2 separate regions of the Homo sapiens genome follow, and region 1 is linked to region 2. Evidence: read pairs that join two places in POLR2A ChIA-PET (ENCODE). Cell type or tissue: Panc1. All regions are shown on one strand. Links, peaks and the distances in the headings refer to the core of each region. The heading gives the core; the rest is flanking DNA.

Region 1 (16,037 bases), core at 4,242-8,241, 200 kb before region 2:
TGTACTACCCATCAGGGTGTTATTACTGCCATAACTACCATCAGAGATGGGTGAGGGACCTCCTGTAGTTGTACCTGCTTGCATGAGGCCCTCTGGTGCATGATCTAAACATCCCTCTCTCTCTCTGAGAACTCCCCAGGGTGTACCAGGCTCAGAAGCCCTCAGATGGTCTTTCAGAGCATGGGGCAGGCCAACATCTCTACTCTGTGTTTAGTTCTTCGGATTCTGTTTATGTTTTAATTTAATTTAATTTTTTTCTTCAGATTTACACAAATCTAGAATTTTGCAATTCAGTTTATGAAAACAAAGATTACAAAATTCAGATTATAATTAGGCAAGTAACAGATATCTCTCTCTCTCATTTTTTTTTTGCTGTTTGTAAGAAAGAATATTGTATTATAGTAATTAAAGGTATAAACAAACAGATTTAATATAACTAGGAGGAAAAGCAAACAAATAGTTTACAGCAACCTTTGCTTGTGAACAATGACTATATTTATTACTAATAATACAAATCCCTTTTAAGCACAACACTTTATAGCAGAGATCAACACATTTTTTCTGTAAAAGATAAGATAGTAAATATTTTGGTCTTTGTGAACCAAGAGGTAAAATAGAGGATATTAAATAGAAGCTTATACAAGGGAGAATACAAATATCTACAAAATTTTTACTAATGAAATGCAAAATATAATAACAGTAATTTAGCACAATTTTTTGTAATACCAATCTACTAATGAGAAGAAAGAAATTCTTTAAAGGGGGCCTGGAGGAAGTGATATTTTTTATAGTTGGGGTTTAAATGTAATGTTTCCCATTAGCAAACTGGTGCAAATGTTCATCTGCACCATTCTTAGCTCAGGGGCTATACAAAGGCAGATGACAGGCTGGATTTGGCCTATGGGCCATAGTTTGCCAACCCCTGTTTTAGAGTCTTGAGTACTTTCAAAGGAGCAAAGTGTTCTTACATTTACTGTGTCATTTACGTCTCACCATAACTCTATGAGAAGCCTGGCTAGATACCTTATTCCCACCCTATGGATGAAGTTCCTAAAACTTCCACAAATGAAGTGGCTTCCTGAGAGAATACACCAAGTAAATGTTGGAACCAGGACTTGAATTTAGACTTCTTAACTGTTAAGTAGATTCCAATTTAGGGCATATACTAAGTCTCCTCTTCCTCTGATTTACCGAGGTAAATATTAAATTAAACTCTAATGATATTTCAAGTATTGATACCACCCAAAAGATTTTTGGAACCTCATTTTTGGTAATGTTTATCAGAACATTTGTAATGATGGTCCATCTTCATCCTTAGATGTTTAGAAACAGCCCCAAGTCTTCTCATGCCATCTCATAATGTAAACTGCATTTAAGTCACAAACAAGATTTAGCGATAATGAAATGAGATACTTATTCTGGATGGGCCTCAAAAACCAATTCTGAAGACGATGTTTAAGCAGAAACACCCCAAAAATATCTTTAAAGCAAAGACATCTTTATTAGATGAATAAATAGCCTTTCAGTTAATCTTTACAGAATTTTAGAATTTACAGTTTAGGAACTTTGAAAATAAATTTTTCCAATGTCCTTATTTATAGAAGAAGAAGGAAACAAATTTAGAAAAGTTACTTTGAAGAACAACATTCAAATTGTAAAATCTAATGTTTGTTTTAAAACCTCTCTCTCAGTGGTAATAAACAATAATGAATTGCGCTCCAGTACACATCTTGTAAATTACATTGAGTATAGTGACTTTAAGCCAGGAAGGGTAAGATCTGGGAAGTTTGGACTTTTTAGGCCAAGCTACCGGTTCAGATGACTTCTCAAAATCTCTTCCAGTCCAAAACTCCATGATGCTATGTAAAATCAGCTGGAGTCAAAGCCAAGTTTTGTAAATAGTGGTAACTACTTACTGAGTGCTTCCTATATGCCTTGCAGAGTTCTCAGCCCTTAGCTCATAAAATCTTCACAACAATCCTATATGGTAGTTAATGTTATTCCTATCTTATAAATGAGGAAACCTAGGCTTAGAGATGTTCGCCTAAGTTCACATGTATAGTTAGAGGCAGATATTGGATTCCCAATTGATTGGTTAGTTAAGATTCAATCAGAGAAAATTATTAAGAGTGATATATATTTGACATCATACAGTTAGAGGAACGGGCTAGACTATTTACTGCTGTTGCTTTTGCATTTGGTGCTGGGCTTAAAGTCCACAGAGCAGGCTGACAAGAAAGAAAGACAGACATAAAGTAGGGAAGAGCAAAGACAAACTAAATCCATGAGAATAAGCTGGAATCTATGAGGATGAACTGGAACCTGTGTTATCCTCTCACCCCCAAACCTCAACTTCAGTGATATGTGTATAACCTGCAGAAGAACTGGCTTACTTTGCCACAGTGCTCCATATGAAACTGCTCAGGTAGCATTCTCAACTTCCAGTTTACTGAAATCATTACTGTGCTCACTCCTTTGGAAACTAAAACCTCTAGACTAACGGAGCAGGAACAGGAAACAAAAATTCCACTAGTTTATGTCTAGGAGAATAACTATTATTCCCATAGAGAGGATTTGCCATTCCAGGATTCGAGAGGTGCATTTGCCTAAATAGGTAAATCTTATCTCTGGCAGAAAGAGCATTATATATTAGTCAGTAATTAGAGCAAATAAAACATCCTGGAGGATATTACTTTTGTCTTCCAAGTTATTTACATCCAGTTGGCACGGTATCCGAGTCTTCAAAAGGCCATCCCACTGTTCTACCATGCCGACTGCTTTATAGTGATTGGGAACATAGAAAGACCACTAAATTCCATGAGTATGAGCCCCACGTTGCACTTAATTTGCTGTAAACTGAATTGCTTTGTCAGCAGCAATGTGTAGTGATAGCAGCATTCTGTGAGTTCATAGATGGTAGTATTGGCACTACAGGAAGTTAAGGCAAATCTAAATCTAGAGTAAATGTCTGTTCTAGTAACAACAAAGTGCTGGTGCTGTCTGTAACCTGATGGAATTGATCCAATATAATCAGCCTCCAACCAGGTGCCTTCTTAAACCCACCAGGTAGTGGTGCCATACAAGTGTTGTTCTTGCTGTTGGTAGGACAGACCCTTAGCAGTGGCTGAAGCCAAGTCAGCCTTAATGAGTAGAAATCTATGTTGCTGAGCCCATGCATAACTTCTACCCTTTCTTTTATGCCTACTTTCTTCATAGAGCCCCTTGGGCAAGGATGGGGGTAGCTGGAGAGAGAAACTGACTGATGTCCATAAGACAGGTTATCTCATACACCTGATCATTGAGATCCTCCTCTGCTTAGACTGCTCTTTGGTGCAAATTCAAAGAGGTCCATCGACAAATCTTTTCCCCAGACCTCTTTTTCACTAATTTTCTAATAGGGCTTCTTCAAAGTCCCTAACCTTCCAGATATACTCATAGATACAGTCAATGAGTCACTGTACATCCATACTTTTTGCCCTTTCTCCTTTCAAGCAAAATGAGCAACTAGGTGCACTTGTTGAAGTTCTGCCTGCTGGTAGGTTTTTTCCTTACCACAGTCTTTAGGGCCACCCCAGAGTGGGGCTATAGGGATATAGCTATCTACTTTTGGGCATTGACCACACATCATCAAGAGCGATCTATAAACCAGGCTGAAATCGTTTCTTCTTTAGTCAACATCTGTGCCTTTGCATGTGCAATTTACCTTTGCCTTCAATACCTGCTTCAAGCTGATCTCATTTATACCATTTTCCTTTAATAATGGAGCACTTCTATACACATATGACTTTTCTTTTTAAGAGATGGAATCTCATTCTGTTGCCCAGCCCAGGCTGGAGTGCAGTGGTACAATCATAGCTCACTGTAACCTCAAACTCCTGAACTCAAGTGATCCTCCTGCCCCAGCCTCCCAAGTAGTGAATAGCTAGAACTACAGGCATGTGCCACCAAGCCTGGCTAATTTTTTATTTTTAGTTTTTTGTAGAGTCGAGGTCTTGCTGTGTTGCCCAGGCTGATCTCAGACTCTTTGCCTCAAGCAATCCTCCAGCCTCAACCTCCCAAAAAGCTGGGGTTACAGGTGTGAGCCACTGTACCCAGCCGCACACACATGACTTTATGAGAAAAATATGTGTGTCTCCATAACCCATAATCTTAACTATTGTGCTACACTTCTGTCATAACAAACAGGAACTAGCATATTTAACATAGAAGAAAAGGTCAGGTGACCATCATTCTTTTCAACATCACTGTAGACATTTATCGTGTTAGCACTTCTAATTACGAGTATAAAGCGGAATTAAAGGAAGAGCTATGACTTAAGCAGCTTCTGAGAAAATAACAATAGAGGAAGTCTGATTTACACTCTTGGAGATAATGACCTGTGACTAGTAACTAACTACACAGGAGAAAAGATCTCCCAGATTATATATAATTTAAATTCTAAGTATCTTTTAAAGTAAATAAGTGTTTCACAATTTTTTTTCTGTTAATGACACATTCCCATAGTAAAAGAATAAAGGATTTGGTCTCTTCTTGACCTTTTAATTTTCTTCTTAGGCTTTCTAAAATAAAACTTTATACAGATGATGGTAATTGCTCAAAAAACATAACATTTATTCCATCACCAACCTCAAAACATTCTGCATCATATTATGACACTTATAAACTATGGGTATCTGATAAGCTTGGTTGTCCTTTTGGGAGGTTCTAATTTATTTCAGGCAGGTTTGACCCCTGAACTTATATACAGAAAATAAAAGGAGAGAGAAGAAATTCCTTCATGAAGTACAAAAAACGAAACAAAACAAAACAAAACAAAACATGTTGCAGGAAACAGAGTGCAAAGACGACACTGGAAAAAGCACAGCTGTAATGTCCATGTTGCTACTTCACCCATCATGGACCAAAGGAAGGCTCCCTATAAGTGGAAAGGTTGTACACCTATGAATTAAGAGACAGTAGCCTCATCAACATTATATACGTAAGAATAACAAGACGTCATTTTCTTCTAAAAAGTTCTAGCATTGCATTTACAAAGATTAAAATATTAAAAATGGAGTCAGCTATCCCTTGAATTTTCCTTCTAGTCTTCTGGGTGACTTTTACACTCTGGGCTTCATGATGGTGGCTGTGACCTGCAAATCTTGGCTCTATTCCCTAAGCTTCTAGTATCTTGGGATTTCTCTAGGTTTTTTATTTGTATTTTTTTCTTTTTTCCTGTATGATTGTCCTACTCTGGCTACCAGTTGACATAAATGAGAAATGAAGATAAAAATGCAGTCACTGTCAAGGGTATAAAAAAAAGGAAGTGATAACAAGCATAATCCAAGAATTGCAGTTACTGTCAAATGCAAGGAGAATCTAAGAATTGCAGTTAAGCGAGGGCATTAATGCTTAGCTTTGGAATGGATCATCAAATTTAGATAGCCTTCTTGCTGAACTCTAACAAATATTAAAATAAGTCTGAGCCCTGGGGATACCCACCAAGTTATAGTTCTGAGAGGCCAGCCTGCATTTCACATTTTTCTTCAGTTGAGGTACAAAGTGGACAATCCACATAAATTAATGGGAAATCAATTGTATATGTTGAGTGTTGAGAAATGCCAGTGGGATGAGAAAAGGGAAGAAGAGATGAAGCAAGGAGGCACATTTCACATGTAGCCAGGCGTACAGGGCCTCCAATCAGATCCGTCATTCTATCTCCCACACTTTAGATGATGCTTACAATAGTCACGGGTCACAACACGAAATCCTTTATTCCCATGGCAAATAGCATTTGAAAATGAAGCTCCGTGCAATTAAGGTTTGTTGGGAATTTTTTCCCTTTTCACATATGGCAATATTTATCTTCAAAGTCCTTCTCTTGGGCTCACAGTCTCCTTTATAAAGCAGCTGGTCTTGTGTGGCCTAATTGTGAGATGATTTGTTGTGTGATTCAGTAGCATTGTTTATTTGTACAGCGGTTCGGTGGAATTTATAAACTGCATAATATTGTTCTAGACTGTTTTCCTTTTAGTAAGAAGCCACATTTTCTCCAGCATTCATGACTGGGATTATAATTAGGTGGAGCACTCAAGATATTTTCATCCCAACTTCCTCTGTTAATTAATGACATTAAACAAGAAACTCTTGCAATTAAATGAAAAGATGTGAGCAGAACATGGAAAGAGAACTAGAGTGATGAATCAAGTTGAACTCAATCTTTGTTTTGCATATGAGAGCTTGTAACAAATGCTCACATGTAACTAATACAAGCTGTAAGTTATTTCTAATTAGTCCTAGCTGTTCTCAGGAAAACCGAATCAAATCATGGAGTGTTTTAGAAAAGATCTCTTTTGCTATTCTTGGTCTGTCCCCGAGAAACCCTCAGCAAATGGTCCCAGTTACTTGTCACACGTTCTTCAATGATGAAATGTCTCCAGTGCTGCCAGGCCTATAAAAAGTTCTAAAAGCAATTTGACCTTCCCATTTCGTTTCCTTTATTAAAAAGAAGCTGCATGTGGGCATTTTGGTTTTTTTCCGATAGAATATTTCCAAATCAAGTATGAATGGAATTTTCAAAGTACTTAGGAGATTAAAAAACAAAGTGATAATTTCAGGATCTGGGATGAAATCATTAAGATTTGTTGAAGCTCAGAAGAATGGCTTGGGGCAAAACAGGGATGTCACAGGGGAACAGCCAGTTAGCCATTGGTCAAGCAGTTTTCAACATGGCATTGCTTTAGTGAATGAGTCACAAGCCAGGATCTGGCCCTCAGACTTTGCAGCCCAGCAAACGGACCTTATCAATAATCCCAGACATGGTCAGAATCTTGGGGAGCCACTCACACACTAGTCCACAGGAGATTAATATATAAGCCAAAAGACCAATTTACTAATTTATTATGGGTGATATCTCTGTCCAGAGTCTTGAATGTTTGCCCCTCCTAGCTAAGGTATCCCTTTGCACACGCTGATGGAAACGTTCCCATCTTCCCAGCTGGGAAACTGGGTTATTAATCTGAATGTTGTTTGGTTGGCATGGAACTGAAACAAATGGAAGGGAAATGTCTCAAGGATCATGTCATCTAAGTGAAGACATGGTTCAATAAAATTTCCATCATATCACAGAGAACAATCCTCCACATATGTGTCCCCCAAATTCAGCCATCTCAATCCTCTAAGATTGAAGGTAAATTATTAATTCTGTTATTCCTTTCTTCTTGTGCTGCATGTCTTTATTTAAAAGTTTAAGATTATAGTTAACTAACATCTAATTACTATTTCTATAAACCCCAGAAGACACGCTATTTCTGTTATATGCTTATTTAATTTCTTTAGATTTCTAACAGCAACCTTTCTTACCCCTTGTCTAAGTTTCTTGGGAAAGCCTTGCCATCACCCCAATGTATCGTCTTTAAACTTTAGGATTCAACCATTCACTGAAGATATATTCATTTATCTGAAACATATTGAGTATATGCTAAGTGCAGAGCACTGGGGTGGGCATAGTTCAAAGCACAAAAAGAAAAGAGGAGATAAGCCCTGCTGCCAGGAAATCTCAAATTCATTTAGGGAGACGAACTATACACACACACATCCAAAAAAATAATATAGAGCAGTACATCATTTAGTGACAAATACGCAGTAGAGTTCAAAGGAAGGAATAACTAGAATTGTTCAGAGAAGGTTTTTGTTTTGTTTTGAGACCGGATCTCTCTCTGTCACCCAGGCTGGAGTGCATGGAGTGCAGTGGTACAATCATTGCTCATGGCAGGCTTGACTTCCCTGGCTCCAGTGACCCTCCCACCTCACCTCAGCCTCCTGCTTAGCTGGGACTACAGGCGTGCACCACCACACAAGGCTAATTTATTTTTATTTTTATTATTATTATTTTTTTTTTGTAGAGAGAGGGTTTCACCATGTTGCCCAGATGATCTTGAACTCCTGGGCTCAAGTAACCCACCCACCTCGGCCTCCCAAAGTGCTGGGATGACAGGCATGAGCCACTGCTCCCCACTCAGAAAAAAATGTTTAATGGAAAAAGTGGGATTTAGGAGAAAAACTGAATAAATTTCTTCTTAGATTAAGGCAAGATTTCTCAATCTAGGCACTATGGATATTGTGAGTCAGAGAATTCCTTGTCATGAGGGCCTTTCTCATGCATTCTAGGGTATCTAGCAACAGCCCTGGCCTCTACCCACCATGCTAATAGCACCTTTCCCTTAAGTTTCCACAACCAAAAAACCTCCAGAAATTGTCAAATATCCCCTGAGGGGCAAAATCACCTCAGGTGAGAACCGTAAGGTTTAGGTGACTGGTCATGTAAGTGAATTATTCAACTGACCCTTAGAGATGGGTGAACAATGCTCAGGGGAGAGGTTAGGGCTAAAGATTCAGAGTGGTGAGCTGGCAGCACTGGATGTGAATAAATAATTCCAAGGACTGGGCAAGAGGAGGATCTAAGAGAAGAGGTGGGCCTGGGACTGGATATAGCATAACTGTTGTTATAACATTTATTTTTTGCATGAACACTAATGTTTTATAAGTACTTAAAAGGTTCCCATCTTTATCTAAATTGGTGACATTTTAAAATAGATCTGTCTTTGAAAATACTACAAATAAAGAGGAGGGGTGGGAACATACAACTAATTATCTCAGGAGACATCTAAATAATATCTCAGGGCCGGGTGTAGTGGCTCAGGCCTGTAATCTTAGCATTTTGGGAGGCCGAGGCGGGCGGATCACTTGAGGTCAGGAGTTCCAGACCAGCCTGGCCAAAGTGGTGAAACCCTATCTCTACTAAAATACAAAAATTAGCAGGGTGTGGTGGCTCTTGTCTGTAATCCTAGCTACTCGGGAGGCTGAGGCAGCAGAATTGCTTGAACCCGGGAGGCGGAGGTTGCAGTGAGCCGAGATAGCGCCACTGCACGCCAGCCTGAAGGACAGAGCAAGACTCCCTCTAAAAATAATAATAATAATAATAATAATATCTCAGAAGACACATAAATTTGTCCTATAAGAAAAAAAATAGAATTATGAGAATACCACCAACAAAAATTTGCAAGGGGAGCAGAAAGTTTCCTCCTTACTGTATATAATTTTGCTTGAGAACTTGAAATTTAAACTGAGTGCCTGAAATATTATTACAAAGCACATTTCAAAATAGCAGTCGTCATAAGAAATGTCATTCACAGCTATCATCCAATACCTTTCCAGAGTGGTGTTTTTCCCGCCCTTTAGGGCTGCACATGAGCAAAATCTCAATCATCATCAATAGCCATTTGGTTTTCCCAAAATGCTTAATGGAACAAGCCAGCTTGGGAGAAGTAATTGTTATCTGTGGCCAGTCTGTGTCTTTGCTAGTGACCCTGGAGAGGGGACCAAGAAAGAGGGCAGCTGGCCAAGGGGCGCCTGATACCACAGCAGGCCTGTGTGTAGTCCGTGAAGGGAAGTCATCAGCGGGCTCACTGTCTTCCAGATATATTTTGTAATAATTCTAGCAGGAAGTGAGAAGGCCCAGTGAGTCATGCAGAAATACATCCTTAAAAAAAAAAAATCCATTTGACCTTTCCAACTTGTCCAGATGTACACCGTTTTTAAATTTTGCTTGTTTTTAACTCACCATACAAACAGGTACTGTGAGGAAACCTGGTTAGGTGTTGGTCCCAGGAGACTCTTTCGCCTAGAGTGTGGTGCCCAGAAGCATAAAGGGGCACAGAGGAGAACAACGGATTCAGAGAGGAAACTGGGCTGTATCTGAAACCTTTAGCAGCCTTGCGGAATTAGTTTCAATTCTTTGTATTTTGCTCTTTGCCTGGCCTCCAGCGTGTCGGGAGCAGCGGTGCAGAAACAACGCTGATTCAGAAAGTCTGGTTGCCAGACATTCTGTTGGAAACAGAAATCCGAAAGGGATTCTGACCTGTGTTGAGGGGGCAAGCTGGACATGGCTAGGGCCTGTTATCCTTGCATGCAGAGGAAAGAATCAGAATCCCTTGAGTCAAAAAAATCACAGTGCAAAGCAGCCTTAAAAAAGAAAGAAATAAAATAAAAGTGCTCACTTTCCTTGGATTTTCAGAGTTTTGGGTTAGGCTCCAATGGGAAATGCCACAGCGGGGAAAATATTCTCAGACAACTTCTCCCCCCACAACCCCTCCCCAGATAAAACCTTTTCTATGCAGTGATTCTTTCAAGCCACAGAGACATGTTTAGGGTAAATTTTATTTTATCCAAACCCTTTTATCCATTTTTTTTTACCGTTTATTCCTTTTCTTCCCCAACCATTACCATTTGCTTCCTTTAAAAAAAGAAGAAACTGCTCACATGATGGCACACACTTGAATAGCTCCAAGACCTATTCTTAGACTGATATATAAGGAATTTACTCACCACTCCCTTCGGATTAATGGGCATTAACCTTTGGAATACAGTCTTTTTATGTATGTCAGGGTATTTTTAAGAATGGGAAAACCCAGGATACAGATAAACAACAATGGTTCCAAAGGAGAGTTATTTTTAGACCTGACATCCCCAAGTACATAAAGCTACAGACACCAAAATGGTTCTCACTCATGTGCCCCTCCTGTCACTTTTACAAATCACTCTCCACCCACCTGCTTGGTCTGGTATGTTCGTGCATGTGCACAAACATGCACACACATGTGCATATACACCTCAGACCTCTGCATAAAATCCCACTGTCACAATCTCTAGTTTTGATCAAAACCCAAATCATGCTGAAGAGTAAAATTGTAACAGTTTCCCCCAGATAAAAGATCATTCTTGATAAGGCTTTCTCCTAAAACTTTTGTAAAAATTGCTGGGGTGGTTGAAAGTTTTTCTATACACATTTAAATGTTGGATGTTTCTCCAAACCAGTCTTGAACTCTTGAGGGCGTCATGGTAAAATGCTGGCGATGTTCCTGCTGTTACTACCAACAACCAGCCTCTGAAAAAATGGACAGAGACTCCGTTGAAGAGAATGGAAAAAGCTCACTTATGTGATACTGCATATAAAATCTGCAACGGAAAAGAAAGTAATAGCACCTGAAAGTTTAATACATTTATGCTGATCTAGAGCACTCTGTTGAGGTTCACTTGGGACATGCAAAATTACATGTTTATTTCCCAAATGTAAGTCTATCTAAAATACGGAGGAGTACACTTTAGAGGATCTCTTGCTTTCCACTTATGTAGGGTATATTTCATACTCTAAAGAACTAATAGAAGAACTAATAGGGTCTGAGGATAATGTGAACTGTCAGCCATATATAGTGAACGGTTAGCCACATATATATATGGCTATATATATATATATAGCCATATATATATACAGCAACCATTTGGCTGCTGTTTATATATACACATATGTATGTGTATATACATATATATACGTATATACACACACACATATATGTGTATATGTGTATATACATATATACATATACACATATATGTGTGTGTGTATATACATATATATACGTATACACACACACACACACTCATATATATATATATACACACACACACAGCAGCTGAATAGTTCTAACAACCAGAGGGAATCAGTTTCTTTGGATGGTTTTACCAAAATTGTCTAAGCATGTTTATGTTCCAGGAGCAGAAATATCATTGTGTTAACAATTTTAAAGATCTTAGTCAATTGAGTCACTATCTGGGATTTCTTTCCAAATAATCCAGTGGAGGAAAAGGGAAAGTGAAGAATAATGTAAATAAAGCAGTTGTAGATGAATAAAGGATACATGAGGCTTCTGTATTCTTCTTGCTACTTTTGTATATGTTTGAAATTTTCCATGATAATAAACTTTTAAAATTTCCACATAGCCATTCATTTATTTCCAGTATTAACTCTTTGAGTGACTTTCAAAACAGCACATTTTTCCAGTTGAATTCACATGATTAAAGCATACATATAGGTAGCAGTCTAGTTTGGGGGCTTTACGGAGCAGTGTAAGCAATAAGACACCCAGAGACCCAAATCCTGGCTTCGCCACTTCCTAACAGAGATCTCAGGCAAAATTACTTACACTCCCTGAACATGGTGATTTTATATGTAATTTGATGAGGATGATAATAATATCTACTTTATCATAAAGTCATTTTGAAGGGTAAAGAAGTTAATAGAGCTAAAAAGGTCTCGATGCAATTGGTGATTAATAAATATGCGGTGTATTTTCCATCAAAATCATTATTGGAATGTTAAAAGCCAAAATTATTTCAAACTAAAAAAAGAGAAAAACCAGAGTAAGTGCTTATTTAGGTATGAATTTGACCTACATATATCAAGCACCATTTGTGTGCTTTGAACTGTGCCAGGCACAACACAGAATAATATATAATCATTGTTTTAGAGAATCCTATAGCCTTGTGGTGGACAGATAGACAAATTTATATACCAGTGAAGAAGAGCCAAAACAGGGGTATGGATGTGGAACTCCTGGAGTCCTAGAGAGGACACTGTGAGCCCAGCCCAGAAGGGGTCATTGAGTCGTTAATCAGGCACTCAATTAGGGCATCCTACTGACCACTAAGCCCTGCTCCACAGCCTCCCAGGGAATCCATCCAAGCTCCTGGCCAATCCTTTGCCTCCCCTGGCCATATCCTAGGTAACCAACAGACAGCCACGGAAACGGAGCATACACAGTGGAAGGAAACCAGAACAAATAACCTCTGGCATTTCCACTCATTTCAAGACAGTACATCTGAATTGTTAATAAACAGAGAACAGAACTGTTGGAAGGAGCATAGCAGATTGGAGGGTCTAGCTGGAGGGGCTAGGGTGGGGATTTGGGACAGAGGGGGATATAATGGGAACATTTGAAAGGTTGTTTATTGCCAGTACATGGGGTCAGCTGCAGAGCCCCTTGGCCATCAGAAGGCTGTCTCTTGCAGGCTTTGCCTTCAGGCAGGGGACAAAGAAGATGTGAAAACTGAAAAAGAGAAATAGCTGGCAGGGAGGAGAGTGTGCAGAAAAAGGCAATGCTCCAAATAACTTGCCCCTCCTATTTTCTATTGGCACTATAAATACCATTCTAAAATGTTACCGTAACTTAAGGAGTCTCTTTTAGGAAGCATTTGGTAGTGAGTCATCCCACAACTATGTATAAAGCTGAACACCCTGCTGTGACTCTGTGAAACTCCTCAACTGGCTTTTACCGGGTCTGTTTTGGAATCCCATCTCTGTGGCAAGGAAGGACATGTGCAATTTGCAGACAAGGTCACCTTTGCTGCCATGATCTCGACCACTGCACTTACTCCTGTCTTGCCCAGGGGACTTCCAGGAGAGGAGGGGGAGCGTCAGAAACCTGGACAACACAGATCCACTTTTAGGAGAGGAAGGCAGGGGCTAAATTTAATGAATAAAATGTTTTTGGAACACGACACTTTTCAGATGACAGGCTACAGACAAAAGAGAAATAGACCCAGGGTTCAAGGCAATGGACTCGAGACAATTGAATCTTATTCCCAAATATCCTAGATGCACTTTTGCCCGGTGTCTTTCTGCTGCAGAGGCCAAGCCGCCATTTTGGCCACCTGCCTAAGTAAGCTCCACGCACTTCCCTTTCAGGCCTCATCCCCTCCACCCCGTGGCTCTTCAGAAAGTCAGCAAGAACAATCAAGGGCCCGCACTGTGCTGACACAATGCTAGCAAAATTGTCACATTACCTTACACAGAGAGGGCCTTTCCGTTTATATGGAATCCTTACCAAACCCCTTGACATAGGCAGTGCTTATTAGCTTTGGGTTATTGATGTGGTTTAATGATTCTATCTTTTGAATAAAATATATCTGTCAGTATAATAATGTGTGTTTACTATGTGAAGATAGTAAAGCAAAAAATAATACTAACCCAAAGAGATAAGAACTAGTCTCGCATCACACAGAGATAAGAACGGTGAGCCTTTTGGTCCGTTTCTCTGCTGCATTGCATAGCAGCAGGTCAGCGCGTAGGCTCTGGAGCTCATTGCCTGCTTTTGTATTCTTAGCTCCTCCTTTTAAGACCTGTATGACTTTGGCCCATCTACTTCTCTGGTTATCTCACATTACTCACCTGAGAAATGGAGACTGTAATAGACTCTGTCTCATAGGGTTGTTGTAAAGACTACGTGTATTAATAAATGCGAAGCACTTAATAGTGCTGATAATCAGTGCCTGATAAAGTAAGCAGTATGGAAGTGTTTGCTCTTCTCAAGGTTCAGCTATTCTCTGCATGCACTTTTCTATACTGCTTGCCACTTCAAATCGAACTAGATATATTTTTTGTATGATATCAGCAATTCTTCATGAACAATTTTGTAACATTTCTGCTTTCTAATGATAAACTATTAAATATTTGTATAGAAAATCTAGAAAGTATAGAAAAGCACAAAAAAGAAAATGACAGTGTCACCAAATCTTACTGCTCTTAGGTAACAACTGTTACAAATTTACTATGTGTCTCATTATTTTTCTATATAGAGATTTTGGCAAAATTTAACCAACAATTGTGAGCATTTTACATTTTGCTAAATATTCTGCTATAGCATTTTAATAGCTCGATTGAGGCATATAATTTACATACTATAACATTCACTCAATCATAAGAGTATAGTTTGACAAATGTTAACGTATTCATTCTGCTGTGCAACTATCACCAAAACATAGCTTGAAAATACTTCCATCTCTCTAATGCAAAGTGATCTTAACCACTATGTAATATTACCCTGTAGGGTTATACTGTGCTATATATATTACATAAGTAATACATCTAACTAAATCCATATATTTGGGAGTCTGGATTATCTTAATTTTCTGTAACTATAATTAATACTGTAATGAATATCTTTGTGCCTGGAGCTATTGTGATTATTTTGTTAAGATAATTTCCCACAAACAGCATTACTGGATGTGTATAGTTATGTATAACCATCTTTTTCTATTTTTAATTTTTGTGGATACATAATAAGTGTATATATTTATGGGGTACATGAGATGTTTTAATACAGGCATTAAATAAGCACGTTATGGAGATTATGCATTTACACTTTGAGTTATGGACAATCCAATGCACTCTTTAGGTGATTTCAAAATATACAGTTAAGTTATATCTACGCTCTTGTACTATCAAACAGTAGGTCTTATTCATTCTTTTTAACCACTTTTTTTGTACCCATTAACCATCCCCACCTGCCCCTCACCCTCCCACTCTCCTTCTTAGCTTTTGGTAACCATCCTTCTACTCTTTATGTCCATGAGTTGAGTTGTTTTGATTTTTAGATCCCACATATAAGTGAAAACATGCAATATTTGTCTTTCTGTGCCTGACTTATTTCATTTAACATAATGATCTCCAGTTCCATCTACGTTGTTGCAGATGACTGGATCTCATTCTTTTTATGGCTGAATAGTACTCCATTGTGTATATGTACCACATTTTCTTTATCAGTTCATCTGTTGATGGACACTTAGGTTCCTTCCAAATCTTAGCTATTGTAAACAGTGCTGCAATAAACATAGAAGTGCAGATATCTCTTTGATATACTGATTTCCTTTCTTTTGGGTATATACCCAGCAGTGTGATTGCTAGATCATATGTTAGCTCCATTTTTAACTTTTTGAGGAAACTCCAAACTGTTTTCTATAGTGATTGTACTAATTTACATTCCAACCAACATTGTAGAAGGATTCTCTTTTCTCCACATCCTCGCCAGCATTTGTTACTGTCTGTCTTTTGGACATAAGCCATTTTAACTGGGATGATGTATCTCATTGTAGTTTTGATTTGCGTTTCTCTGATGATCAGTGATGTTGAGCACCTTTTCACATGCTTGTTTGCCATTTGCATGTCTTCTTTTGAGAAATGTCTATTCAAATATTTTGCCTATTTTTTTATTGGATTATTAGTTTTTTTTCTATAGAGTGGTTGAGCTCCTTATGTATTCTGGTTACTAATCCCTTGTCAGATGGGTTTACAACAATCTTGATAGTCAAAATTGGTTCTAAAAGAGTTAAGCATGTTTATGAATTAACTTCATTGCAGAAAGATGTTCATTTCACACATCTTC
Region 2 (16,037 bases), core at 4,120-8,119:
GTTATATATGGTGATGGCCTTCATGCTGGTGGGAACTCTCTGCAGAGTCCCAAAGCAACACAGGGCATCCCATGCTGAGGAGGCTAGCTCAGGTTTCTCTTCCTCTTAGAAAGCTATCAGTCCCATTCCCATGAAAACCCATTAATCCATGAAAGTAATAATCTATTAATCCATTAATTCGTAAGTGGATTAATCTATTTATGAGAGCTCTGACCTCATGGCCCAATCACCTCTTAAAGGCCCCACCTTTCAATACTGCCACATTGGGGATTAAGGTTCAACATGAGTTTCCAAGGCGATAAACATTCAAATCACAGCATATGAGTACTTGAAGTACAGCTTCTACTGAATGCATATCACTTTCACACCATCATAAAGCAGAAAAATCCTAAATTGAACCACTGTAAATCAGGGACCATCTGTATAAGGTAGCATTCACAGGTTCCAGGGATTAGGACAGGGAATCTTTGGGTCTATTATTCAGCTTACTATGGTTTGTTTTAATTTACTCAGTTTTAAGGACAGTGTTTAAAAAAAGGCCCTTTGGAACACTTTTTTTTTTTTTTTAAAGAAGATATCTTTCTTCTTTATCTTTACTTTCCTCTGGCACTGAACTACTGCATGTGATATAATTAAGACCCAGGCCTCATTATTACTAACCACACTGAGCCCTTTGTACTATGTTTGATTGCCTCTTTAGAAACCTCCCTGTAAACAAGAAAGGGACAGATTACATCATCTGGTTGGTGTTAAACAATGGAGCAGGTGAATACTGGCAAGACTAATAGGCTTTATTTCATTTGAACAAATTACTCTTGGACTCCTGGTCTCAGAGCCTGTATTAGTGAGACTGGTACTATCATGCATCAAGGAGACATATTCCACCTTGCATAAAACCCTTCCATTAAAAACTCACCTCGCTATGGGACTTAACTGTCTCTTAGGCAGTATTCGTCAGCAATGACAAGATTGCCCAGCATTTCTGACTTTGATCCTGCCAGACTTTCAGACATTTCTTTCTGCCAGTAGAAAGTGCATCCTGAGTTGTGTATGAGGAACTACCACTTCCTTTCATTGTGACAGTTAACCCCAACCTGTGTCCCTAATAGACCAGAGACACAACTGAAAGAGGCCTCAAGAGTGCAGTCTTTTTATTCCATTCTTCTAAAGTTGAGTGGCCGTGTCATCCAGGACCAGTGATTGTTTGTCCAGTGATGAAGTCTCAGGGTCCAGCCTTCCTCAAAATGCCATTCACTCATTTGAAAAATATTCAATGAGCCTTGTACCAAGTTCTCTTCATTTTAGTTTTTACTTTTTATTCTTTTGGGTACACAGTAGGTGTATATATTTATGGGGTGCATAAGCTCTTTTGATACAGTCATACAATGTGTAATAATTACATCAGAGTAAATGGGGTTTCCATCACCTCAAGAATTCATCATTTCTTTGTGGTACAAACATTCCAATTGTACTCCTTCAGTTATTCTAAAATGTCCAACAAATTATTGCTAACTGTACTCACTCTGTTGTGCTATCAAAGGCTAGATCTTATTCATTGTATCTAACTGTATTTTTGTACCCATTAACCAACCCCATTTCTCTCCCACCCCAAATCCTTACAGCCTCTGGTAACCATAATTCTACTCTCTATGTCCATGAGTTCAAATGATTAATTTTTAGCTCCCATAGATGAGTGAGAACATGTGAAGTTTGTCTTTCTGTACCTGGATTCTTTCACTTAACATAATGTCCTCCAGTTCCATCCATATTGTTGCAAATGACAGGATCTCATTCTTTTTACAGCTGAATAGTATCAATTACGTGTATGCACCAAATTTTCTCTGTCAATTTATCTGTTGATGGACACTTAGGATGATTCCAAATCTTGACTATTGTGAATAGTGCTGCAATAAACATAGCAATGCAGATATCTCTTCAATATACTGATTTCCTTTCTTTCGGGTATATGCCTAGTGCTAAGTTCTTTTTAGGCACTGAGGATTTCTAGCAAGACAGACAATTCCTTGTTCTTATGATGCTTTGCTTCTGTTTGAGTGAGACAACAATAAACTTGTAAATTTTAAAAATAGAACAAATTGCTGAAGAAAGCAGTATCAGGAAGATGAAACAGAGTAGTAGAATAGAGAATGGTTTGGGGACTGAAAGGTGGCTGGTGTGGGACACTTTAGATCAGTGGTCCCCAACCTTTTTGGCACCAGAAAGTGGTTTCATGGAAGACAATTTTTCCACTGGTAAGGGATGGTTTCAGGATGAAACTGATCCACCTCAGATCATCAGGCATTAGTTAGATTCTCATAAGGAGAATCCTAGATCCCTCGCATGCGCAGTTCACAATAGGGGTCCCGCTCCTGTGAATCTGATGCTGCAGCTGATCTGACAGGAGCTGGAGCTCAGGCGGTAATGCTCACTCATCCATCACTCACCTCCTGCTGTGCGGCCCAGTTCCTAACAGGCCATGGACCAGTAGTGGTCCGTTACTCTGGGGTTGGGGACTCTTGCTCTAGTTGGAGGTCAGAGATGCTCTCAGGATGTGACATTTGAGCTGATATAGGAGTGGTGTGACTGAAATGGCATGTGAAAATCTAGGACAGAATTTTCCAGGAAAATGCAATGAGCCCCTTTGAGGAGGAAAAGACAGTGTAAGTAAGGAATAGTGAGCGGGGAGGTGGGGTGCACATGGATGGGGGAGGGGAGAGAAGAGTCCAGGGCAAGTGTGCTCTTGAGGGCCATGAGAAGGACATTCAACTTTGCCCCAAGAGACCTAGGGAGCCATGGTACTATTTTACACAGGGTCATGACAGGACAGAACTCATTTCTGAAAGGCTCCTTTAGTTTTGTTGGAGAATGTGGGGGTCAGAGTGTAAACACACAGACCAGTTAGGCCATTGTGGAAGCCTAATGTGGAAGACCATGAGGGCTTAGACTAGGGCAGAGATAAATAAAAGTGGACACACTTAGGGTATGTTTTAGATGTGGAAACCTGACACAAACTGTTGTTGATGGGTTGAATACGAGAAGGAAAGAATTAAAAATGACACATAGGTTTTTGACTTTACAGCTAGGTAGACGATGGCGCATTTGCTAGTATGAGAAAGGCCAGAGAAGAACAGCTTTTATGAGGAAAAGCAAAAGAGTCTGACTTGTTAGGTTTAAGGTCTTGACATCTGTTTTAGTCTGCTTGGGCTACTACAACAGAATGCCACAGACTAGGCGGCTTATAAACAACAGAAATTTTTCCTTTTTCCCATGATTCTGAATGCTGAGAAGTCTAAGATCAAGGTATCTGGAGAGGGCTCAATTCCTAGCTTATAGACAGCTTTCTTCTTGCTGTGTCCTCACATAACACAAGGGGTGAGGGAGCTCTCTGGGGGCTCTTTTATAAGGGCACTTATCCCATTCATAAGGGCTCTGCCTACCAACGGCCCCACCTCCAAATACCATCACATTGAGAGTTAGGATTTCCACATGTGAATTTAGGAGGGACATAAATATATAGTCTATAGAAACATCTAAGTAAAGATATTGATTAAGTAATTGGATTCCAAGGGAGAGACCAGGGCTAGAGACAATAGGTATAAATGTTAACAGCACCATATTGGTGGTTTTTAAAGCCGAGAAAATGGATGAGGTTTTATAGGAAGAAGAAGAAAAAGAAGCCAAAATCCAGTTGGCAGGAACTCCAATATTTAGAAGTAGAGGAGACAACATATACAAATGTATATCAAGAGCAGAAAGAATCATGAAATGAGGAAAGCCAGAGAACTTCACGTTTCAAAAGGAAGCAGAGATTTTGTTAAATGCTATTGTGAGGCCAAGCTAGGCGAGGATAAGGGTGTGTCCATGAGATTTTTTTTTAAGTGAAGATTATTAGGAAATTTGTCAAGTGTCTGGTAGAATAATGGGAAAGAAAGTTATGGTGGAAGGGCTAAACAATAAATAAAAACTTCAGTTTCCGGCCGGGCGCGGTGGCTCACGCCTGTAATCCCAGCACTTTGGGAGGCCGAGGCGGGCGGATCAAGAGGTCAGGAGATAGAGACCATCCTGACTAACACGGTGAAACCCCGTCTCTACTAAAAATACAAAAAAAATTAGCCGGGCGTGGTGGCGGGCGCCTGTAGTCCCAGCTGCTCAGGAGGCTGAGGCAGGAGAACGGCGTGAACCCGGGAGGCGGAGCTTGCAGCGAGCCGAGATGGCACCACTGCACTCCAGGCTGGGAAACAGAGGGAGACTCTGTCTCAAAAAAAAAAAAAAACAACAACTTCAGTTTCCAACAATATAATGAACAAGATGTGCAAAGAAAAGCCTCTTGATATGGAACACCTATAAATAGTTGCCTAGCTTTTCTTGGGGGATGAGGTGGTGCTCAGTAGTCATGTATTGAATAAAATGAATGGCTCCAGGCTTTGCCAGATGTCCTGAAGTAAGCACAACATCTAATGTCCAGCTCCTCTCTTTTTGTCAATCCCTATGGTTTCATCAAAAACTCAGACCTAGAGTTAGATCAGGCTTTCAGTACCTTTACATGAATTGCATAATTCTTTGAATCTCTCTGAATCTCTGTTTCTTCTCCTGTAAAAGGGGGATGACCTCATCTATCTCAGAAGCTTATGAGTGGTAGGTGGCCTTATTTCGCAGACACGATACTCTCTGAAGTCCACATTGTCATGATCAGAGACTACACTGCTAAACCTGGCAGCCTGCTGGGTGCCTGTATCTCCTTACGAGTATATAGATCCCTGTTTTTGCTTGGCTAGGCCAGGAACCCGAAACTCAACTTTGTGGAGTCCCACGAAGCTCTTGGCTAGAGCAGCCCTGAGTTTTCTGATGAGCTGCAGCCCCAATCATTAGCTGCTGCAATGGTGAGAGGAGAGGCTTTTCTTGAGTAAAGCAGATCAGGTGGGCTATACCATTTTGTAACACTTCTCAATAGCCATCAGAAGCTAAGATTGTCAGTGCTCCATTTACTGAGTACTTACTATATACCAGGAAATATACATAGGTTCTTAATATCCTCATTTTACAGATGAGGATATATTTTGGGTCAGAAATAGTAAGTGAGATGCCCTGAGCCATGGATTTCAGCTCTATCAGTTTTTGCTTCATTTATTTTCCTCCCTTCCTTCCTTCCTTCCTTTCTTTTTTGAAACAGGGTCTCACTCTGTCACCAGGCTGGAGTGCAGTGGTGAGATCTCAGTTCACTGCAACCTCCACCTCCCAGGCTCAAGCGATCGTCCCACCTCAGCCTCCCAAGTAGCCTGGACTACAGGCACGTGCCACCAAACTCAGCTAATTTTTTTTTTTTTTTTTTATAGAGATGGGGTTTCTTCATTTTGCCCAGGCTAGTCTCGAACACCTGAGCTCACGTGATCTGCCACCTTCAGTCTCCCAAAGTGCTGGCATTGCAGGTGTGAGCCACTGTACCCAGCCTTTATTTATTTTGAGTCTCTATTGGTGTAGACACATTTAAGATTGTTATATCTTCCAGATGAATTAATTATTTTATTGTTACATAATACTTTTCTTTATTCCTAGTGATTTTCTTTGCTCTGAAGTCTACTTTACCTGATATTAATAGAGCCCCTTTGGGTTTTTTCAAAAATATTTACATGGTATACCTTTTCCCTTCCTTTTATTTTCAACCTACCTATGAAGTATTTGCAGTGAGATTTTTTGTAGCCAGCGTATTATTGAATCACGTTTTTAAACCTACTCTGTCAATCTCTGTTTTTGAAATAGGTTTATTTAGACCATTTGTATTTAAAGTAACTATTGGCTGGATGCGGTGGCTTATGCCTGTAATCCCAGCACTTTGGGAGGCCAAAGTGGGAGGATCACTTGCGGTCAGACGTTTGAGCCCAGTCTGGGCAACATGGTGAGACCCCATCTCTACAAAAAATTTAAAAATTAGCCAGGCATTGAGGCACATGCCTGTATTCCTGGCTACTCGAGAGGCTGAAGCAGGAAGATTGCTTGAGCATAGGAATTCAAAGTTGCAGTGAGCTATGATCATACCATTGCACTCCAGCTTGGGCTACAGAGTGAGACCCTGTCTCAAAGAAATAAATAAAGTAACTATTGATATGCAAAGATGTAAATTTGCCATTTCATTATTTGTTTTCTCTGTTTCTTATTTCTTTCTGTTTCTCTTTTCTTACCTTTCTGTGGCTTACTTTAAAATTTTTTAGGATTCCTTTCTGACTTGTTTATAGTACTTTGGATATATCATATTACATAGTTTTCTTGGTGCTTGCTCAAGGTATTATAATGGACATACATAACTTCCCTGTCTACTGATACTGAAGCTTTACCACTTGGAGTGAAATGTAGAAACCTTACTTCCATTTAGGTTTCTTTACCTGCCACACTTTTTAAGTATAATTGTCTTAAGTATTTCCTTTATACTCATTGAGCACCATATCATATAATGTTAAAATTTGTACTTCAACCATAAAATATGATTTAAGAAATTCCTGAGCATAGTCTATTATATTTACTCCTATTTTAGCCATTCCAGTGTTCTTCCCTTTCTAAAATTTCAAGCTTTCTTGTGTTACCATTTTCTTTCTGTTTAGGGAACTTCCTCCAGCCATTCTTTAAAGGAGGACTTGCTAGAAACAATTTCTCTGATTTTTTATTCTTCTGAAAATGTCTTTATTCTCCCTTCATTTCTAAAGGATGTTTTCATCAGATACAGAATTTGCAGCTGACAGTTCTTTTTCTTCAGTTATTGAAAAGTATTGTGCCACTACCTTTTGGCCTTGATGGTTTGAAATGAGACACTTGCTGTTGTTTGAATTGATGTTCCTCTATATAGAATGAGTCTTTTCTCTCTGGCTGATTTTAAGATTAAATAAAATTTTGGTCTTTAGTTTTTCGAATTTAACTATGATGTCTCTTGGAGTTGATTCCTACAGATTTATCCTAATTAGGGTTTGCTCAGCTTCTTGAATCTGTAGATTTAAATCTTTCACCACATTTAGAAAGTTTTCAGCCATTATTTTCTTGAATTATTTTTTCAATCTCCTTCCCTTTCTCTCCTTTTTTTCTGAGACTCTGATGATATATGTGTTAGCTCTTTTGTTATTTTTCTTCAGATCTTGTCTGTTTTTCTCTCCATTATTCAGATTGACTAAATTCTATTGATCTATCATGAAGTTCAATGATTCATCTTCTGTCACTTCTACTCTATTATTGAACCCATCCAGGCAATTTCTTGCATTTTATTTGGCTATTGTATTTTCTACTTCTATAATTTTCATTTTTTTTCTCTCTCTATAACTTCTATTTCTTTGCTGAGATTTTTCTATTTTTTCATTTGTTTCAAAAAATCATAAATACTTGTTTAAGCATTTTTATAATGCCTCTTTTAAAATTTTTTATCAGATAATCCAACATCTGATTTTCGGTGTTGGAGTCTATGGACTGCCTCTTTCCATTCAAATTGTGATTTCACTGATTTTTACTATGACAAGTTTTATGGTTTGAATGTGTCCGCCAAAGTTCATGTGTTGGAAACTTGATCCTCCATGTGGCAGTGTTGGGAGATGGGGCCTGATGGGAGGTTTTTTAAGTCATGAGGAAACTGCCCTCATGAATGGATTAATGCCATTATCATGGGCGTGGGATCCTTATAAAAGGACAAGTTTAGTTCTCTCTTGCTCTCTCTGTCACCGTTTCTTGCCCTCTTGCCTTCTGCTATGTGATGACACAGCAAGAAGACCCTTGCCAAATGCCAGCCCCTGAATCTTGGACTTCCCAGTCTCCAAAACTGTGAGCCAATAAATTTCTGTTTATTATAAATCACCCAGTCTCAGGTATTCTGTTAAACAGAACAAAACAGACTAAGACAATAAGTAATTAAAAAAAAATTTTTTTTTGAGACAGGGTCTCACACTGTTGCTCAGGCTGGAGTGCAGTGGTACAATCATAGCTCACCTGCAGTATCAAGCTCCTAGGCTCAAGTGATCCTCCCACGTCAGCCTCCCGAGTAGCTGGGACCACAGGCGCATACCACGACATTTGGCTAATTTTAAATTTTTTTCTGCAGAGACAAGGTCTCACTATGTTGCCCAGGCTGGTCTCGAACTCCTGAGCTCAAGCTATCTTCCTGCCTCAGCCTCCCAAAGTGCTAGGATTACAGGTGTGAGCCACTGCACCGAGCCAGGTGATTTTCTAAATTGTATTTCGGACTGCTTAGATATGATATTATGACTCTAGACCCTATTAAAAATTCTAGATGTTATATTATGAGATTCTGGATCTGTTTAATTTTCTTTTCTTAGCAGACAGTCCCCCTGTTAAGGTATAACATAAGAGCCAAGTAGCTGTGTGTGCTCATTTTCCCACTGGACTTTACTAATACCACCCCAGCAATTAGAACACTGACTCATACCACCAAATGCTTCCGAGTAGAGGGGTAAGCTCAGCTTCCTGTTGGACCATACTGACTCCAAGGAGGAAAGACGTGGTGATCTGACACAAGCTTTGTTGTGCAAGGCCCCAGTGACACTAGGCCTTTTTGCTGCCAGGTGGGGTGGAGGCTCAGCTATTTGCTGGGCTCTACTGACACTATCTTGGTGAGGGAATCAGAGCACCATATGGCAGAGCAGGGCATGGAAGACTTCTCCCCATTCAGCCTTTTACATCACCTGGCAGGGGAATCAAAGCATCAAAGCACTGCCTGCTTCTATTAGGCAGTGAATTGAAAATCAATTGTCTATTCTCCCTGAATACCTCTGGGCAGGGAAATTAGAGTGCTTCTATGGGACAGACTAGGGGTGGGTTGGCGAGAAGATCTGCTTCCTACTGAGAGTCAAGTCCTATTCATGAATAACCAAATCTAAATCTCTGGGGATAGAGTATTAGCAGTCGTATTAAAAAAAAAAAAAGCAGCTTATTCTAATGTACAGTGAGGGTGAGAACCATAGGTCTACGTGAATGCTGAGGTCTTCGAAGTGGACAACAGGTGCTAGTATTCCTAATGAATAGGTGCTGAGACTGAAGGATGATACTATAAGACAAATATGGATCAGACACTTCAGAGAAGCCTTGGTTTTCAAAGAGGAGAAGATTGGCAAAGAGAAACGTGAAGGATAGTTCATCTACCTTAGGTGTGGCAGTAAAAGGAAAAACAGCCTACCTGTGAAAGAGCTCTAAGGCCAGCCAAGTTCCAGTTGAACAAGGATGTGAAAGGATTTCTGAAAGAAGAGGTTGGGAATTTGCTGATGGAAGATTTTGGTTGATGTAGGGAATAGTAGATGGGTTTGCAAGGACAGGGAGTAGAGATATTGGATCACATTAGAGATTTTTCCAAGCAGCATAGGACAAGTGTCTAGGTGAAAATGGATGACCTAGGAGGCTTCAAGTGGTGATTTATGGAAACTGGGAGATGCATGTGATGGTAATACTGAGTGTCAACTTGATTGGATTGAAGGATACAAAGTATTGATCCTGGGTGTGTCTGTGAGGGTGTTGCCAAAGGAGATTAACATTTGAGTCAGTGGACTGGGAAAGACAGACTTATCCTTAATGTGGGTAGGCACCATCTAATCAGCTGCCAGCATGGCTAGAATATAAGCAGGCAGAAAAATGTGAAAAGAGAGACAGACCTAGCCTCCCAGCCTACATTATCTCCTGTTCTGGATGCTTCCTGCCCTGGAATATCAGACTCCAAGTGCTTCAGTTTTGGAACTCAGACTGGCTCTCCTTGCTCCTCAGCCTGAGACCTTGTGATCATGTGAGTTAATACTTAGTAAACTCCCCTTTATATGTATATACCTATTCCATTAGTTCTGTCCCTCTAGAGAACCCTGACTAATACAATGCAATAATGATGGAGTTCATATCATCAATTAGTGGAACGTAGTCAAAATTCAGATACAGTTGAACGTCTTTCTTTGGGAGATATGAGGTCATGAAGCAACTACGAAATCCTATGGCAGCCTATGGGCCAGGCCGTCTCACCTAAGAAAGATGGTGTGATGACTTGGGGGTGACCCTTTTCCACACATTCATGGCCTCCCTGTGCTGCAGCCTTGGAATAACCCCCCTCTCCCTGTTATCAGTCCACAGGAAATTTCTCTCCTCTCCTTTGTTACTCTTAAAGGCATTCTCTCTTCCAACACCCCTCAAACACATAATCTCTTAGAGTGAGTTCATGATTTTACAAAAACTTGAAGAGTACCAGATTTCAGACAGCTCATTTACAACTCTGCACAAGTCACAAGGTCAGGGAAATACAAAGGCCTAGTTATCTACTTAAAACTGAAAAGGAGGGAGGGGTTAGAGAGCAAAATACAAATTCATATCTCCAAATTATTATCCAGACTCCCCTTGTAGGAAATATTTAGTTCAGGCAAGTGTTGAGAACCATAGTTATTATAAGGAATCTTCATAGCATTACTGGGATATGAAATCGTCTTATGTACTTGTTAATATCTTTCAATAAAAAAAAATTGTTGGGTACCCTTTATATGCCAGACACTATTCTAGGTGAGGACACAGAGCCCAACCATGGATGAGCTTGAGACAAACTAAGATAATTCTTTTTTTTTTCTCACTCTGTTGCCCAGGCTGGAGTGCAGTGGCACAATCTTGGCTCACTGCAACCTCTGCCTCCTGGATTCAAGTGATTCTCCTGCCTCAGACCCTGAGTATCTGGGATTACAGGTGTGTGCCATCATGCTTGGCTAATTTTTTTGTATTTTCAGTAGAGACAGAGTTTTGCTATGTTGGCCAGGCTGGTCTTGAACTCCTGGCCTCAAGTGATTCACCTGCCTCAGCCTCCTGAAGTGCTGGGATTACAGGTGTGAGCCATGGTTCCCGGCCTTTATTGTTTTTTTTTTTTTTAACAATAAAATAATAAATTTTCATTGTAAGAATTTTGAAAAAGTTGCTTATGGAGAAAGAACCTTACATTTATTTATATTTAAATATAACATGGATCATAATTGTGGTATATATACTACTTGTATCCTAAATATTGTGACATGAGAATTTTTATTTCATTTTATTTTTCAGTAGCTTTAGGGGTACAAGTAATTTTTGGTTACACTGATGAATTATATAGTGGTGAAGTTTGGGCTTTTAATGTCAACCCAATAGTGTACATTGTACCCAACAAGTGACCTTTCTTTTCTTTTTTCTTTTCTTTTCTTTTCTTCTTTCTTTCTTTCTCTTTCTTTCTTTCTTTCTTTCTTTCTTTCTTTTTCTTTCTCTCTCTCTCTCTTTCTTTCTTTCTTTTTCTTTCTCTCTCTCTTTTTCTTTTTTTTTTTTTTTTTGAGACAGGGTCTCACATTGTCACCCAGGCTGGAGTGCAGTAGTGTGATCTTGGCTTACTGCAACCTCCGCCTCCAAAGCTCAAGTCATCTTCCCACCTCAGCCCCCCAGTAGCTGGGACTACAGGTGCATGCCACCATGCCTGGCTAATGTCTTCATATTTTTTGTGGAGACAGAGTTTTGCCATATTGTCCAGGCTGGTCCTGAACTCCTGGGCTCAAGCGATCTGCCCACCTCGGCTTCCACAGTGCTGGGATTCCAGGTATGAGCCACCAGCCCTCACCCAATAGGTGTTTTTTTTTTTTTAATCCCTCACCTATCTCTCACCTTCCCAGCTTCTCTTCTCTTCTTCTTCTTCTAATAATAATAATAATAATAATAATAGAGAGGAGGCCTCTCGCTATGTTGCCCAGGCTGGTTTGGAACTCCTGAGCTCAAGTGATTCACTCCCTTGGCCTCCCACAGTGCTGGCATTACAGGCATGAACCATTGCGCCTGGTCCTCTCCCTGCTTCTGGGTCTCCAATGTCCATTATACCACGACATGAGGATGAGGACTTCTATCATTAGATTTTCTTCTCTTTTACTGCACTATTGCCAGAACTAAAGTATGATTTTTTTCTCAGTATCTGGAGAGGATGGTAAGCACAGAGGACTAATGCTATTACCCTACAGATGTTTTGCAGTCTTTTTTTCTTACCGAATTTGTGAGTATTGGCTACACTTACTGGGATCAAAATATGAACTCAACAAGAGGCACAATGCACCACTCAGCCCTCAGCCTTCTTTGTCTAAGAAAGTAGGTATTCTCTTGGTGGAATTTCTGATTCACAGATGGGTAGTGACAGGAAGTTTAAAGTTTTGACAATTCAGAAATTTGTTTAGCCTCCCAGGCTTGATCTGAACACTTGATGCCTAGCAGTAAGAGAAAAACATTTCCATTTTCAGAATAATCCTGGACCTGAACGGAAAGGGATCGCAATATGCAGTGAGTCTAGTGAAGCAGCTCCTGAGTTGAGAAAGAGATTAGGGAATTAATCACCAAAAGACAAACTTGTGTATTCTTAACAAGGGAATTTATTTTTTTGTTGCCCCTTATGACCATACTAAAGTCAGAGAAGAGCAAAAGAAAACATGTAATCTTCTGGATTTCTTTCTTATAGGCATAGAATTTTAATGTCTGAGAAGTCTTTAGCTATATACTATTAAGAGACTCACGTGGGTTGAGACAAATATGCCCAAGGCCACCTAGGAGGAACTGTCCAGCACTCATATGTCTAACTCTTATGTCTGTGCTCTTTCCTCTGCACCATGTTGCCTCTCCGTGGCTAACAAGCTTAGCTTTTTCAGACTTTCTTCCAGCCTCTACTGACATATTAACTTCCAGTTTCTTGAACTTCACTACCTTGAGGAGTTGTTGTGGTATTGATAGGAAGAACTTTCCTTAAGCAAAATACAGGATAGGCGAGGTGGCTCATGCCTGTAATCCCAGCACTTTAGGAGGCTGAGGCGGGTGGATCACCTGAGATCAGGAGTTTGAGACCGTCCTGATTAACATGGCGAAACCCCGTCTCTACTAAAAATACAAAAATTAGCTGAGCATGGTGGTGCATTCCTGTAATCCCAGCTACTCGGGAGGCTGAGGCACGAGAATCATTTGAACCCGGGAGGCAGAGGTTGCAGTGAACAGATTTCATGCCACTGCACACCAGCCTGGGCAAAAGAGTGAGACTCTGTCTCAAAAAAAAGAAAAGAAAAAATGGGGATAGTCATGTGTTTCATCAGGACTCATTATAGGCATTATTACAACACATGGAAAATGGGCATTATTACAATAAATACTTTTTTAATTTTTAATTTTTTTTGTAGAGATGGTATCTTGCTATGTTGCCCAGACTTGTCTTGAACTCCTGGTCTCAAGTGATCCTCTCACCTCGGCCCCTCAAAGTGCTGGGGTTACAGGCATGAGCCACTGTGCCCAGCTATTATATAACAAATACTTACAAAGTAAGCTATATCACATTGCCTATTGGATTTTCTAATTTTTAAAAAGAAAACTTTGGTCATTTTGCCATTTAAGATCAACTTATTCAAATGAAAGTAGAAAACCTAACATTTAATTTTCTTTAGAAGGAAACTAGACACAATTGGGTGTTGACTTCATCAAACTCATTGCACTAGGAACTTGGCACTGTACAGGAGAAAATGGAAGAAGAATGTTGACATTTGCAATAGAATTTAGAGGAAGCTTCACCTCAAGGAAGATGTCTCTGTGAAGCAATTGGCTCTCGGAGGCTGGATTCGGATGTGCTGATCCAGATATATACCTACAACCTTGGTTGTAATGGGTACCACTGATCTTGTTACTGTATGTGTCTACTCACAGATCTTTATGAGGGGGTCTTTTTATGTTGTTTATGAAACATTGCTGGCTTTAAGGAAACCTCAGTGTTCTTGCTAAATGAAATATTTTTTGTCTCAGTGCCAATAGTATTTCTGCACTTGACATTTAATGTGATTCATTATTGTAAAATTATATATTTGGAATGGTTTGGATAAGAAGCAGCTTCCAAATGCCTACCTAGCCAATAGGCTTTTAAATACAAAGAATACTAATAGAATCCCTGGGGCTGGAATCTCACATTTAGAAAACCCATCAGTAATGTTCTTACTAATTTTTGAACATCCATGGATGATCTGTGTCTTACTCAAAAGAAAACCAACAATAATGAAATTGTATATTTTTTATTTTGTAGAGAAATTTAGTAATGGCCCAATTATGTTCTCTAGTAAAAGGTCTCTCTAATTAGTGGATAAAAGTTGCAGGGAAGCTATGACCTTTTGTTCCTTCTTTTACTAATGGAAAAGGCCTTGTACTGTGTGAGGGTGGGCATAATAAAATTGTACTGAAACCCAGTAAATAGGGCAATACATATATTTTGACTATTGTTGATTTTTCTGTGAGATAACCAAAAGACTATTCTGTCAACTTTAGCAGATGCTTAGACTCTGGAAGACTCAACAATGATGCTTTTTCCTTTAAACTTGAGATTCCTCCCCGAGTTTTTCTTGTCAAATAAAGATCAGCGGAATGATAGGAACTGCTTTGACAAGCTTCTAGTAATCCTACTCTCAGGAAAAACAGGTAGATCACCAAAAGGTACACGTTTAGCCTGGGTTTCACTTCAAGAGAAAATGCAAACAACGTTTTTCAGAACACACACACAGTCCGCGGTCAGACTTAATAAGAAGTGCAGAGTTAAAAATTATCCTCTGAAATAAATAAGCAAAGAAGTTTCCTGAATCTAAAAAAAAAAAAAATGTAATCAATTGAAATCAGAAGTTATAACACAACCAGAAGCCCAGCTCAAAGCTTGAGGAAGAACCAGCAGAACAGATCAGATAAAACAGTGAAAATTGTCATAAAGATTATTAATGCTACTTGCATTCTACTACCTAATACCTCTCAAATCTATCAGCTTTTCTCCATTCTGCTACCACTACCTCAGTCCAAACCTCATCGCTCCTCCAGTGGATTCTGGAATCAACTCTAACCTGTCTGTCTGCGTGCTCTCAGAGATATAGGGAATTTTTTTTTTTAATGCAAGTCAGATCATAATAATCTCCTATACATTCCTCTTCAAAACCTACGTTGCCTGCATGATTCCGCAATTGCCTAATAGCTCAGTATTTCAACCCCAGAGAGTTTTTCTCCAGAGGGTCATTATCTGAGACATTTTTCATTGTCACATTGAGGTGTGTTATTGCCACCTAGTGGGTATGCTGCAAAACACCCTACAAAGTACGAGACGGACCCCACCCCCACAACAAAAAATTATCTGGCCACAAATAATGTCAATGGTCCGGGGGTTGAGAAATCCAGACCACTCTCCTAACTTATGCTTCAGGCATGCTGGATTTCTTTTAGTTTCACAAATTTGCTATCTTCTCTTCCATTTATCATCCTTTGTACATGTTATTTTCTTTGAAGGATGTTTTTTCTCCCCTGCAATTCTTCCTACTCATCATCTAAATGCTACTTTAAAAGTCCCTTCCTCAGGGAAACCTTTACTAATGTCCAACTAGCCTCTTACATGCTTACACACATTGTTAGAATTGTCTTAAATACTGGGTAGGACTGAGACTACAGATTTAAAATTTTCAGTATTGGCAGCTAGCCAATGGGATAGGGCTGTGGTGGAGACCAGTTCCAAAGGGGTCCATGTGGACATGGCTAAGTTCTTGAGTTTTCTTATGCCTGATCAATTCTCTTGTTGACATTCTCTATTGCATTTCTCATTTTCTTTATTGTATTTTCAGCTCCAGGATTTCTGTTTTATTTTTAAAAAGTATTATTTTAATTTTTCATTACGTTTCTAATTCTGGTCACATTGTTTTCCTCATTTTGTTTAACTGTTTCTCTGTATTTTTTTTTCCCAAGAGTCCAATAAATTGTTGTGATTTATTTTCTCATTCTAAATTCACATTCAATTCTGTACCTGTATTAGGGTTTCTCTGTATTTTCTTGAAGTTTGCTGAGCTTCCTTAAAACAGTTATTTTGAATCCTTTGTCAGGTAGTTTCTACATCTCCATTTCTTAAGGGTTGGTCATTTGTACCTTATTTTTTCCATTTGGTGATGACATGTTTCCCTGATTGTTCTTTCTATTATTATTTTTTAAGCCAGTAAAATTTAGCACTTGGAGGTTGTATACCCCTGATTGTTCTTGATCTTTGTAGT

Evidence for each region. ChIA-PET counts read pairs that join two places held together with the same protein. Peaks named below come from ENCODE experiments on the same cell type or tissue, not always from the same donor. Only the 100,000 strongest peaks of a DNase experiment are listed, where the experiment ranks them.
Region 1: POLR2A ChIA-PET joins it to region 2 with 6 read pairs; 2 of 35 experiments call an interaction of 5 or more read pairs at or near these places.

What each region holds. Positions count from the first base shown.
Region 1 is chr1:218,457,158-218,473,194 of GRCh38, reverse strand. No RefSeq gene overlaps it. Among named protein-coding and RNA genes, the nearest start is that of TGFB2-OT1, 23 kb to the right of the region's middle. RefSeq lists enhancers at 12,974-13,268, 13,017-14,016. In Panc1, for the core only: no CTCF peak of the experiment used is centred there; no DNase peak of the experiment used is centred there; H3K27ac peaks cover 4,000 bases.
Region 2 is chr1:218,258,983-218,275,019 of GRCh38, reverse strand. No RefSeq gene overlaps it. Among named protein-coding and RNA genes, the nearest start is that of RRP15, 18 kb to the left of the region's middle. In Panc1, for the core only: no CTCF peak of the experiment used is centred there; no DNase peak of the experiment used is centred there; H3K27me3 peaks cover 204 bases.